2 separate regions of the Homo sapiens genome follow, and region 1 is linked to region 2. A link is a loop called in an ENCODE intact Hi-C map of the cell type or tissue named here. Cell type or tissue: adrenal gland. All regions are shown on one strand. Links, peaks and the distances in the headings refer to the core of each region. The heading gives the core; the rest is flanking DNA.

Region 1 (5,382 bases), core at 56-5,055, 570 kb after region 2:
CCATCAGACTCCTTCATATGGGAAATACCCTGAAATCTTAAAGCTTATACATGAAAAAAGTTGATAGAGGTCTTTCCAAATATGACATTCTAAACATTGACTCAATACCAAAAACAAGTTGTGAAGCAGAATCTTTTTGAAAATGTCTGTAATAAACTACGATCCAAATTAAAACCACAATGACAAACAGCTTTCACAGGTACTACAAAGTCTAAAATTAAAAGGACAGAAAATACCAAGTGTCAGTAAAGAGATGGAACAGTGAGATCTCTCATACAATCATGCAATGTATTAAAAGAACTTCCTTACACTGTGGGTGAGATTATAAGTCACGACCTTGAACAACTGTTTGGCAATATCTAGCCAAAGTCAGTCACATACATACCATATAACCTAACATTTCCACTTTTAGCGATACACTCAACAGAAATACATACATATGTTTACCAACAAACATGTACTAGAATGCTCATAGAGGTATTATTTTATTTTTTTTTTTGAGACGGAGTTTGGCTTTTGTTGTTGCCAGGCTGGAGGGCAATGGTGCGACCTCTGCTCACTGCAACCTCCGCCATCCGGGTTCAAGCGATTATCCTGCCTCAGCCTCCGGAGTAGCTGGGATTACAGGCATGCACCACCACGCCTGGCTAATTTTGTATTTTTAGTGGAGATGGGGTTTCTCCATGTTTGTCAGGCTGGTCTCCAACTCCCAACCTCGGGTGATCCACCCACCTCAGCCTCCCTAAGTGCTCGGATTACAGACGTGAGCCACCACGCCCAGCCTAGAGGTACTATTCATAATAGCCAAAAACAAGAAACTATACAAATGTTTATCAATACTGGAATAAATAAATGGTGCTATATTAATGGAACAGCAATGAGAAAGAAGGATCTTCAACTATCTACAACAATATGGATTAATCTTACAAACATAATGTTGGGGAAAATAAGTCAGATCCAAATAAGTACATACTGTATACTTCTATTTACACAGAGTTCAAAAGCTGGCAAAACTAACCCATGGTGTTAGAAGTCAGGGCTGTGGTTTCCTTGGCAAGCATGGAGATTGAATCCGGAAAGGAAGAAGAGGAGGTACTTCTGGGGTTGTGGCAATTTTTTTTTTTTTTTTTTTTTTTGAGACAGCATCTCGCTCCAGTGGGTTCACTTTGTGAAAATTCAGCAAGCCATAAACTTATGATATGTGCATTTTTCTGTATATCCTTTTTATTTCTATAAAAAGTTATGTTTAAATTTCAGTTAAGGAATGAAAAAAAGGACAAAAAATAAATCACTAAATTCAACTAAATACCTACAAACAAATGGAAAGACTATGATGGAAATCAGGATTATTGTCTTAGATTCAAAAGTGTCAAGCTATTAGGTCAAAATTATAGCCTTATGAAGTCTGGTGTTTGAGCTTTAAATTATACATTTTGCACAGTATTCTCTGATGTTTCCATTTGTCCTAATATAAAAATGTTTCTACATATATACTAACAAGTAAAACTGATGCTCCAGCAATATGTACCATGCTTTTCCTGTAGTTGAAAATCTACCATCAAACATGCTACTACCTAATGACGAATTCAGAGAAGGTAAAGAAAGTATGTAAACCTTTCCCTCACTGGTGGCCCTTATTAGCTTAAAAATGTAGTCTTCATATAATATAGCAAGACATTTATGCAAGTCTAACATTTTTAGACTAAAGAAAAAAGTGTAATTACTATATTAATAGAAAGACTTAATTATCTTTCTATTCCAGCCACTGAAGTTATTATGACAGAATTGTTATACAAAGGTAACATAATAACATGTAGCCAAAATATATAGGAGAAGATATTATAGAAATATATTGGACAATTAGTTAATAAATGTTATTTTTCAAATGTTATGACATTTGTGACATTGGTCAGCTTTTTATATTTTTAATTATACTTTTTGGCATTCTAAAAGACAGATTTATAATCTTTTTTGTGTTTATAATCAGCATTCTTTTTCTTAAAGACAACTCCCCAAACTGCTTCAGAATCACAAAATCTTGATTTGCCCCAATTGAGACTGAAGTTCCCAACAAGACTTTAGTTTCTTATCACATCAAATATATATTAGATGATAACCCTGCTGTCTTATACCACCTGGCAACTAGGAAGTAAGAGACAAAATTAGTTGAAGGAAGTCATTCATATATTCATTCATCAAGTAAATATGTAAGGCTTCTGGATGCCAGGTGCCATGTAAAGCTATGAGGATACAACAGTGAGCTCAGATGCGGCCCCTGCCTTCAGGAAGCTTATAGTTCCACAGGGCAGAGAGATAACAATCAGATAATCCCCAGTTACAAACTGCTGTCGATGCCACGAAGAAATATTATGAAGATGACCACAAAGTAAAATACAAAAATAGGCTGACTTTCCGTGAAGGAATGAATGGGGGGATGTCCCAAGACAGGGTGTCTCTATCAGAGTAGGAGGAGATGTCTGGAGAAACAAGCAGAGAGATGAAGGCCAGCAGCTCTGCCCACACCCCCAGGCAGAAGAGATTGGGGCATGCACAGCATAGCCTCCACCCTGCTGAACTGCAGCACTGAGCAGACCTGGGGAAGAAACAGCATCGTGCTGGGAGCCACAGCTCAGCCAGGCCCATGGCACCATCCTGCAGGGCAGGCACCAGCTGCTCCCGAGCAGCAGCAACTGGCAATTCTAGCAAGACACTGTTGTCACCTGATGATTCAGAGTTGTGAGGACAGCCAGACTGGGATAGAATCCTGGTTCTGCCACATTCCAACTGTCTTTCTCTTCGTGATTTGCAAAAAAAAAAAAAAAAAAAAAAAAAAAAAAAAAAAAACGGTAGGGGTACAGGTGGTGGGAACTGAGTTGCTGCATGCTAGGCTGTTAGGTGCCCTGCACAGAGCTCAGTACACAATGCTAAATAAATGGCAGCGGCTCTCATCATGGACCTCTCCCACCTCCTCCTCCAGTCTGTTCTGTCTCTTCGACTTGGTTTGGGGACCAGCCTTAATTCACGCAGGACTGGAATTCTGCCCACAGCTCAGTCCCCATAACTAGCCAGACATCCCGGAGCCTTCATCTGCCTGCCCAACATTGCCACCTACTGCCCAAGGCTGGATTCCCTTGGAGCCACGCTCAGCTCAGCCCTCAGCCAGTGCTATAAGGTAGATGCTGCCCCAAAACAGGCAGAATTATAATAATACGTGTTTAGGGATATATTCATGTACAGTAAACTATAAAGAAAAGCCAAGTAATAAAACGCAAACTATCTTTCAATTATAAAAACAGTCTTCCTGCTGCAGTAGAAGGGTCACTTTAGTAAAGAAATTAACATTTCTATTATGAAACTTTAAATACAGCACAATTTTAATATGTTTTTCTTCCACATCACATTATGTTGAAATTAGCTATTTAACTGATTGTATGCATTTTAAGAGCAGGACTGTGTTTTATTATACTTATTTCCAAAACCAAACAAAATATAGAAAAATCAACCAATGAAACTTGCAGATGCCAATAAAACAAGCCTCAATAAATTTAAGAAGATTGAAATTATATCAAGCACTCTCTCAGATAACAGTGGAATAAAATCGAAAATCAACTCCAAAACGAACCTTCAAAACAATGCAAATACACGGAAGTTAAGTAACCTGTTCCTGAATGAGCACTGGGTCAAAAACGAAAACAAGATGGAAATTTTAAAATTCTTCAAACTGAATGACAATAATGACACAACCTATCAAAGCCTCTTGGATACAGCAAAGGTGGTGCTAAGAGGAAAGTTCATAGCCCTGAACACCTAAATCAAAAAGATTGAAAAAGTGCAAACTGACACTCTAAGGTCACACCTCAAGGAACTAGAGAGCCAAGAACAAACCAAACCCAAACCCAGCAGAAGAAAGGAAATTACCAAGATCCGAGCAGAACTAAATGAAATTGAAACAAACAAAAAAGACGAAACATAAATGAAACAAAAAGCTGGTTCTTTGAAAAGATAAATAAAATTGATAGACCATTAGCAAGATTAACCAAGAAGAGAAGAGAGAAAATCCAGACAACCTCATTAAGAAATGAAACAGGAGATATTACAACTGACAACACAAATACAAAAGCTCATTCAAGGCTACTGTGAACACCTTTACACACATAAGTAGAAAACCTAGAAAAGACGGATAAATCCCTGGAAAAAATACAACCCTCCTAGCTTAAATCAGGAAGAATTAGATACCCTGAACAGACCAATAACGAGCAGCAAGATTGAAATGGTAATTTAAAAATTACCAACAAAAAAAAAGTCTAGGACCAGACAGATTCACAGCAGAATTCTACCAGATATTCAAAGAAGAATTGGTACCAAGTCACCCTAATACCAAAATCAGGAAACGACATAACCAGAAAAGAAAACTACAGACCGATATCCTTGATGAACATAGATGCTAAAATCCTTAACAAAATACTAGCTAACCAAATCCAACAACATATCAAAAAGATAATCCACCATGATCAAATGGATTTCATACCAGGGATGCAGGGATGGTTTAACATATGCAAGTCAATAAATGTGGTACACCACACAAACAAAATTTAAAAAAAAATGACATGATCTCAATAGATGCAGAAAATGCATTCGACAAAATCCAGCATCACTTTATGATTAAAACTCTCAGCAAACATGGTACACAAGGGACATACCTCATGTAATAAAAGCCATCAATGACAAACCCACAGCCAACATAATACTAAATGGGGAAAAGTTGAAAGCACTCCCTCTGAGAAGGGGAACAAGACAAGGATGCCCAATTTCACCACTCCTCAACATAGTACTGTAAGTCCTACCCAGAGAAATCAGACAAAAGAAAGGGCATCCAAATCGGTAAAGAGGAAGTCAAACTGTTATCGTTTGCTGATGATATGACTGTTTACCTTGAAAACCCTAAAGGCTCCTCCAGAAAGCTCCTACAACTGATAAAAGAATTCAGCAAGTTTTTCCGATGCAAGATTAATGTACACAAATCAATGTACCCAAATCAGTAGCTCTTCTATACACCAACAGCGACCAAGGGGAGAATCAAATCAAGAACTCACCCCCTTTTACAACAGCTGCAAAAAAACTAAAATACTTAGGAATATACCTAACCAAGGGGGCAAAATACCTCTACAAGTAAAACTACAAAACACCTCTGAAATAAATCATAGATGACACAAACAAATGGAAACACATCCCATGCTCATGGATGGGTACGATCAATATTGTGAAAATGATGATACTGCCAAAAGCAATCTACAAATTCAACACAATGCCCATCAAAATACCACCATTATTCTTCACAGAATTAGAAAAAACAAATTCTAAAATTCATATGGAACCAAAAAA
Region 2 (5,382 bases), core at 96-5,095:
CGCTCTGTCACCCAGGCTGGAGTGCAGTGGCGCGATCTTGGCTCACTGCAAGCTCCGTCTCTCGGGTTCACGCCATTCTCCTGCCTCAGCCTCCCGAGTAGCTGGGACTACAGGCGCCTGCCACCACGCCCAGCTAATTTTTTGTATTTTTAGTAGAGACAGAGTTTCACCGTGTTAGCCAGGATTGTCTTAATCTCCTGACCTCATGATCCACCCGCCTTGGCCTCCCAAAGTGCTGGGATTACAGGCGTGAGCCACCGCACCCAGCCCCATGTATCCTTTTTTTAAAAAACCCACATATAATGTGATGGAGATTGTCATGCAAAACAAGCCAACCATCTTCCCATGCCTGACTCTGAGGACACAAAGCCCCTCAGGTGGCTAAGATCACACACGCACGCACACACACACACACACACACACACTGGCCCTCCTGCAGCCATGTGGACTTGCCATGCCAAATGTCCAGCTAGTGGGGAACATGCAATTATTTGAGTCAGTAAATATTAGTCCTGCCCTGAAGAAAATAAAAATGCTACTGTGCTTGCTGTCACATCTTGGAATGAGCAAATACCCTGCTTCCAACACACATAGGCCCTTCCTCTCCAAAATGTGTTGTCTTGAGAAGACCAGCAGCCTCATGACTTGTCTGTGTTTCTCAAAGTGTGTGACCCAGATCACCTACATCACAATCACTTGAAATGCAGTTGAAATGCAGATGCCTGGGTGCCACCCACAATCTACAGAATCAATCTCTGGGGTCTGGGGAACTTGCAGTTGTAACATCCCAGGCCATTCTCTGCATGTTGGGATTTGGGAGCTGCTGTGGCAATTGTTGGGCATCCAGTTATGCCCTCAGGCCCCCAAAGCAAAGATTCTCTGCAAGCAGTGGGAGCTTAGCGGTTACATATATTATTCCAGATCCTGTGCAGCTCTATGCAAGGATTCATTGTAAGCATGTTCCATAATGAACGTCTAAACGGGGGCCAGGACCCTGTTAGCCTTCACTAAGTGCTGGGGTGTAGTCCATCTTCCATGTTGTATTTTGTAGTGCTTCACACATAACCATAATAGAAACAAATGAGTATAGACCTGGTTAGATGCTTTGTTAAAAATCATAGCATACTCTTTTGGACACATGAGCAATTTACTGTTAGGACAAACAATCTGCTGATTAGGAAAAATGAAACACCTTGGTCATTTAAAAATACTGGACAAAAACTGATACAACCGATCATTGAAATGCAGCAAAGCTACATGTGCCTTGGTCCAGTGTCCCCTGTCCCCCAATTCTGATAAGTGAAATCATCTGATTGCCATAGTGTTGGTCTGGGCAAACGTGGGCATTTGATTTTTTTTGATTGTTTGTTTAATGTTTGTGTGTGTGAGAGAGACGAAGTTTCACACTTGGTGCCTAGGCTGGAGTGCAATGGCACAATCTTGGCTCACCACAACTTCCGCCTCCTGAGTTCAAGCGATTCTCCTGCCTCAGCCTCCCGAGTAGCTGGGATTACAGGCATGTGCCACCATGCCTGGCTAATTCTGTATTTTTAGTGGAGACGGGGTTTCTCCATGTTGGTCAGGCTGGTCTCAAACTCACGACCTCAGGTGATCCGCCCATCTCAGCCTCCCAAAGTGCTGGGATTACAAGTGTGAGCCACCATGCCCAGCTGGGCATTTGATTTCTATTGTTTTGCTCTCTGGACCTTGACTTCCATGATGCCAAGCAGCAGGGAGCAACTGAATTAGAGTCTAAACCGGCAAATGTGGAGGACTCCAAAGGACCAAGGTAGGGAGGGGGCTCCTGGTAACCACCGTTGCTGTTTCCTTTCAGGACTACTGACTAATCTCCCACATAAACCTGTGGCCCCAAGTTCCAGCCACCTCCAGAATTCTGTCTTTCCTCTCCATTGAGGATATGAGCCTGTATTCAGGGGTTCCTGGGCTTGGCGGAGGTGGTTATCGAATTAGATGATCCCCGTTGACACATCATTAGATAAATTAAGAATAGATGCCCAGCAGAGAAAACCAATTCATGACTCAGGCCAATGTTTCCAGAACGTGTAACTTGTCATAAACATCTAGTTTTCCTGCCCTTCCTGCCATCTCTGAGCATCAGGTGTGCAGTAAAAAGCCTTGGACAAGACATCTGAGTGTTATGAACCCAGTGCTCTGGCATCCTGGTGGCCCTTGAAAGAGAGTTTACTGTCTATATTTCAATAGACTGCTTGAATAATCGGGATCTTTTTCTATTTGCAGGAGACCCTGGCATCACAAAACACAAAAATGATTTCATCCATAGTCATCTCCCAGATGATTGATGAGAATAAGTCAAGAGAAAACAGGGCCTCCTTGCCCCTACCGTGTGCCATTGCTCAGTCTCGTGCACATCACGCCAAGCAATCTCTGGCTAACCGCAGCGGAGTCAACATTCACAGAGCATTTGCGTTACTTCCGGGCAGATTAGGAATCCCGGCACCGTCAGATGAGCGAGGACCTGAGGCAGAGCTGCCGCCCAAAGAGGAGAGACCCTGTGGGGGCCCCCGCAGAGGGTTTGCATCCATCACCATCACGGCCAGACGCGTGGGCCCCCCAGCCCGCGCCCTGGTGTGGGGGACTGCTGGGGACTCTCTGTGCCCCAAGTGCAGGGCTGAGGACACACTGTTCCAGGCGCCCCCGGCTCTGGCCAATGGCGCCCATCCAGGTCGGCATCAGAGATCTTTTGCCTGCACAGAGTTCTCCAGAAACAGCTCCGTGGTGCGGCTGAAGGTTCCCGAGGCCCACACTGGGTTGTGTGAGAGACGCAAGTACTGGGTCACCCATGCAGACGACAAAGAGACCAGTTTTTCTCCAGACACCCCACTGTCAGGAAAGAGCCCGCTGGTGTTCAGTTCCTGTGTCCACCTCAGGGTGTCTCAGCAGTGTCCAGATTCAATCTATTACGTAGACAAGTCTCTCTCCGTCCCCATTGAGCCACCTCAAATTGCCAGCCCCAAAATGCACAGATCCGTCCTGTCGCTCAACCTCAATTGTAGTTCCCACAGATTAACAGCAGATGGAGTAGATGGCCTAGTGAACAGAGAGCCAATAAGCGAAGCCCTGAAGCAGGAGCTCCTGGAGGGAGACCAGGACCTCGTAGGCCAGCGCTGGAACCCAGGTTTACAAGAAAGTCACTTGAAGGAAACCCCATCGTTGAGGCGGGTGCATTTGGGGACCGGCGCTTGTCCTTGGAGTGGTTCTTTTCCATTGGAAAACACAGAATTGGCAAATGTGGGAGCTAACCAAGTCACTGTAAGAAAAGGGGAAAAGGACCATACAACTCATTGTCACGCCAGCGATCATGCCAACCAACTGTCCATTCACATTCCTGGCTGGAGTTACAGGGCAGGTGAGTGGTGCGTCCATCTGCAGGAGGGTGACCTGAGTAAATGTCCTAGCAAGGTGACTGTTGAGTGAATTTCTTATACAAAACTTATTCTAAGAGGCATTTCTCAGTAGACTTGCAGTGATCTGCTCTGCTCATAGTTGACAACTGATAGCTCGGCATCGATGTCTGATTGGATAGATTTTTTTAGTTGAGACTTTTGTAGATTGTAAGAGGCCTTCTGTCAAATTCTTGTTCCCAATAGTTCCAGACCATATGTAATGAGAAGGAAATGAGGGCCTCCAAAGGAAGTTAATTTACAACATGCCCAAATTGCGTTCCAAAAGAGGGTGAGAAGAATGAAATGCCATTCGCCCCCAGATGTTTCATCTCTCTCGCCAAACATCTGCGTGTTTGGAAGTGTCCAGATTTCTGTACTTTCTACTTTTCAAGTTAGCCTCATTGATATAAAAGCTAGACTGCAAAGCTTCATAATGGAGCGTGTAAGTGTGAATGTGTGTATGTGAATGTGTGCGTGTGTGCGTGTATAATAATTATAGGACATTTTCTAAATTAGGCAAGTCAGGGACTCTCTGTGCCAAATAGTAGTAGCAGCAGCAGCAGCAATTTTCTGTCCCCCTGGTTTTGTCTTCTGGGGCATCTTGACCAGGATTTGTTGCTGTTTCTGCCATTTCCAGGGCCGGGAAGAATTCCCAGGATGGGTTGCCCTGAGGACTCTGCACCTTTCTTGGGAAATCAAAAGAGGAAAGCAGGCATTTTTTGGAAGAAAGAGGCCAGATTTCTTTCTTTCTCTGTGTAAACTTCTGATTTTCAACTTTGCTTTCTGCAAGAGGCTCTGGTTTATGAATTACTTTCTATTTGGAAAAAAGTATTTAAAGATATTAGTATACAATTGAAAATGCAGGATATGCATCATAATTTTACGGTACAACTTTTATTCATTAAAGCTTTATTAATAAAAATGACTGTAAAACATTTAAAGTTATAATGTGTATAGAAATGTTAAATGATGTAATTAATTTTAACAACTGTATATATATTGAAATATTGAATGCTCAGAGATTTTTAAGGCAATTTTGGCATGGCTTTCAGATTGATTAAACCATTGAAATGCATGTCTTACAGACTTATTACAAGAAGGACAACATAAGCAGCTATCAATGTTCCAAAGATAAATCCCACTTTAGTGGTTAAAGAGATTGCTCAAGCTAAGCACTTCGTCTTCCTTATTGATGATGATTCCAGAAATACACCACTGCATTGTTGTATGTTACCCCAGTTAAAGCACATCCTCATTTTTAAACCATGTGTCATGGTGTGAAATAATAATTTGGATTTATAGTACTTTTCACCAAAGGCTCTTCATTAATAATGAGAGCCAGATCTCAAACACTCATACACTCATCTCAGAGGAGGGCAGCAAGAGTGTGGACACTTCCCCCAACTTACTTTTTGGCTTTGGTGGTGCAGAGAAGATTTTTGATTGTGATTTTGTGAAATGACTGCTCCTCTAAGGGATTATCTTAGGCAAATAGTATAAATTTATTCTGCATCCTGCAGGCCAACATCCCCCAGAAAAAGCACAGATCCCAAAGATTCACATGTGAAGCGTTTCAGTGGCTTTAAGCCATGAGGCTTCATTCTACCATTTGAGGAAAGAGATAGTCACAGACACCAGGGGAGTCTTGAATACCTTTTTTACAATTTCAGTAGCTTTGGGAGTACAAGTGGTTCTTGGTTACATGGATGAATTTTACAGTGGTGAATTCTGAGATTTTAGGGCACCCGTCACCCAAGTAGTGTATATTGCACCTAGTGTGTGTGTGTGTTGTGTGTGTGTGGTGTGTGTGTGTGTGGTGTGTGTGTGGTTGTGTGGTGTGTGTGTGTGGTGTGTGTGTGCGTGTGTGTGGTGTGGGTGTGTGGTTGTGTGGTGTGTGTGTATGGTGTGTGTGTGTGGTGTGTGTGTATGCGTGTGTGGTGTGTGTGTGTGGTGTATA

The links. Hi-C counts contacts between places; a loop is a spot of excess contacts. Peaks named below come from ENCODE experiments on the same cell type or tissue, not always from the same donor. Only the 100,000 strongest peaks of a DNase experiment are listed, where the experiment ranks them.
Region 1: it touches region 2 in a loop (5-fold over the local background); 16 of 110 quality-filtered maps call a loop at or near these places.

The regions. Positions count from the first base shown.
Region 1 is chr10:125,932,187-125,937,568 of GRCh38, reverse strand. The region is part of intron 1 of FANK1 (fibronectin type III and ankyrin repeat domains 1); the gene reads right to left. Among named protein-coding and RNA genes, the nearest start is that of FANK1, 38 kb to the right of the region's middle. RefSeq lists an enhancer at 2,618-3,118. In adrenal gland, for the core only: a CTCF peak has its summit at 3,120 (motif pointing left); a DNase peak (open chromatin) is centred at 2,998.
Region 2 is chr10:126,501,963-126,507,344 of GRCh38, reverse strand. C10orf90 (chromosome 10 open reading frame 90) reads left to right here. Exons shown (of 10, transcript NM_001350921.2): 4 at 2,260-3,388. It overlaps LOC105378549 (a long non-coding RNA gene), which reads right to left. Exons shown (of 3, transcript XR_001747637.3): 3 at 4,160-4,239. Among named protein-coding and RNA genes, the nearest start is that of LINC00601, 83 kb to the right of the region's middle. In adrenal gland, for the core only: a CTCF peak has its summit at 3,043; DNase peaks (open chromatin) are centred at 2,824 and 3,214; H3K27me3 peaks cover 345 bases.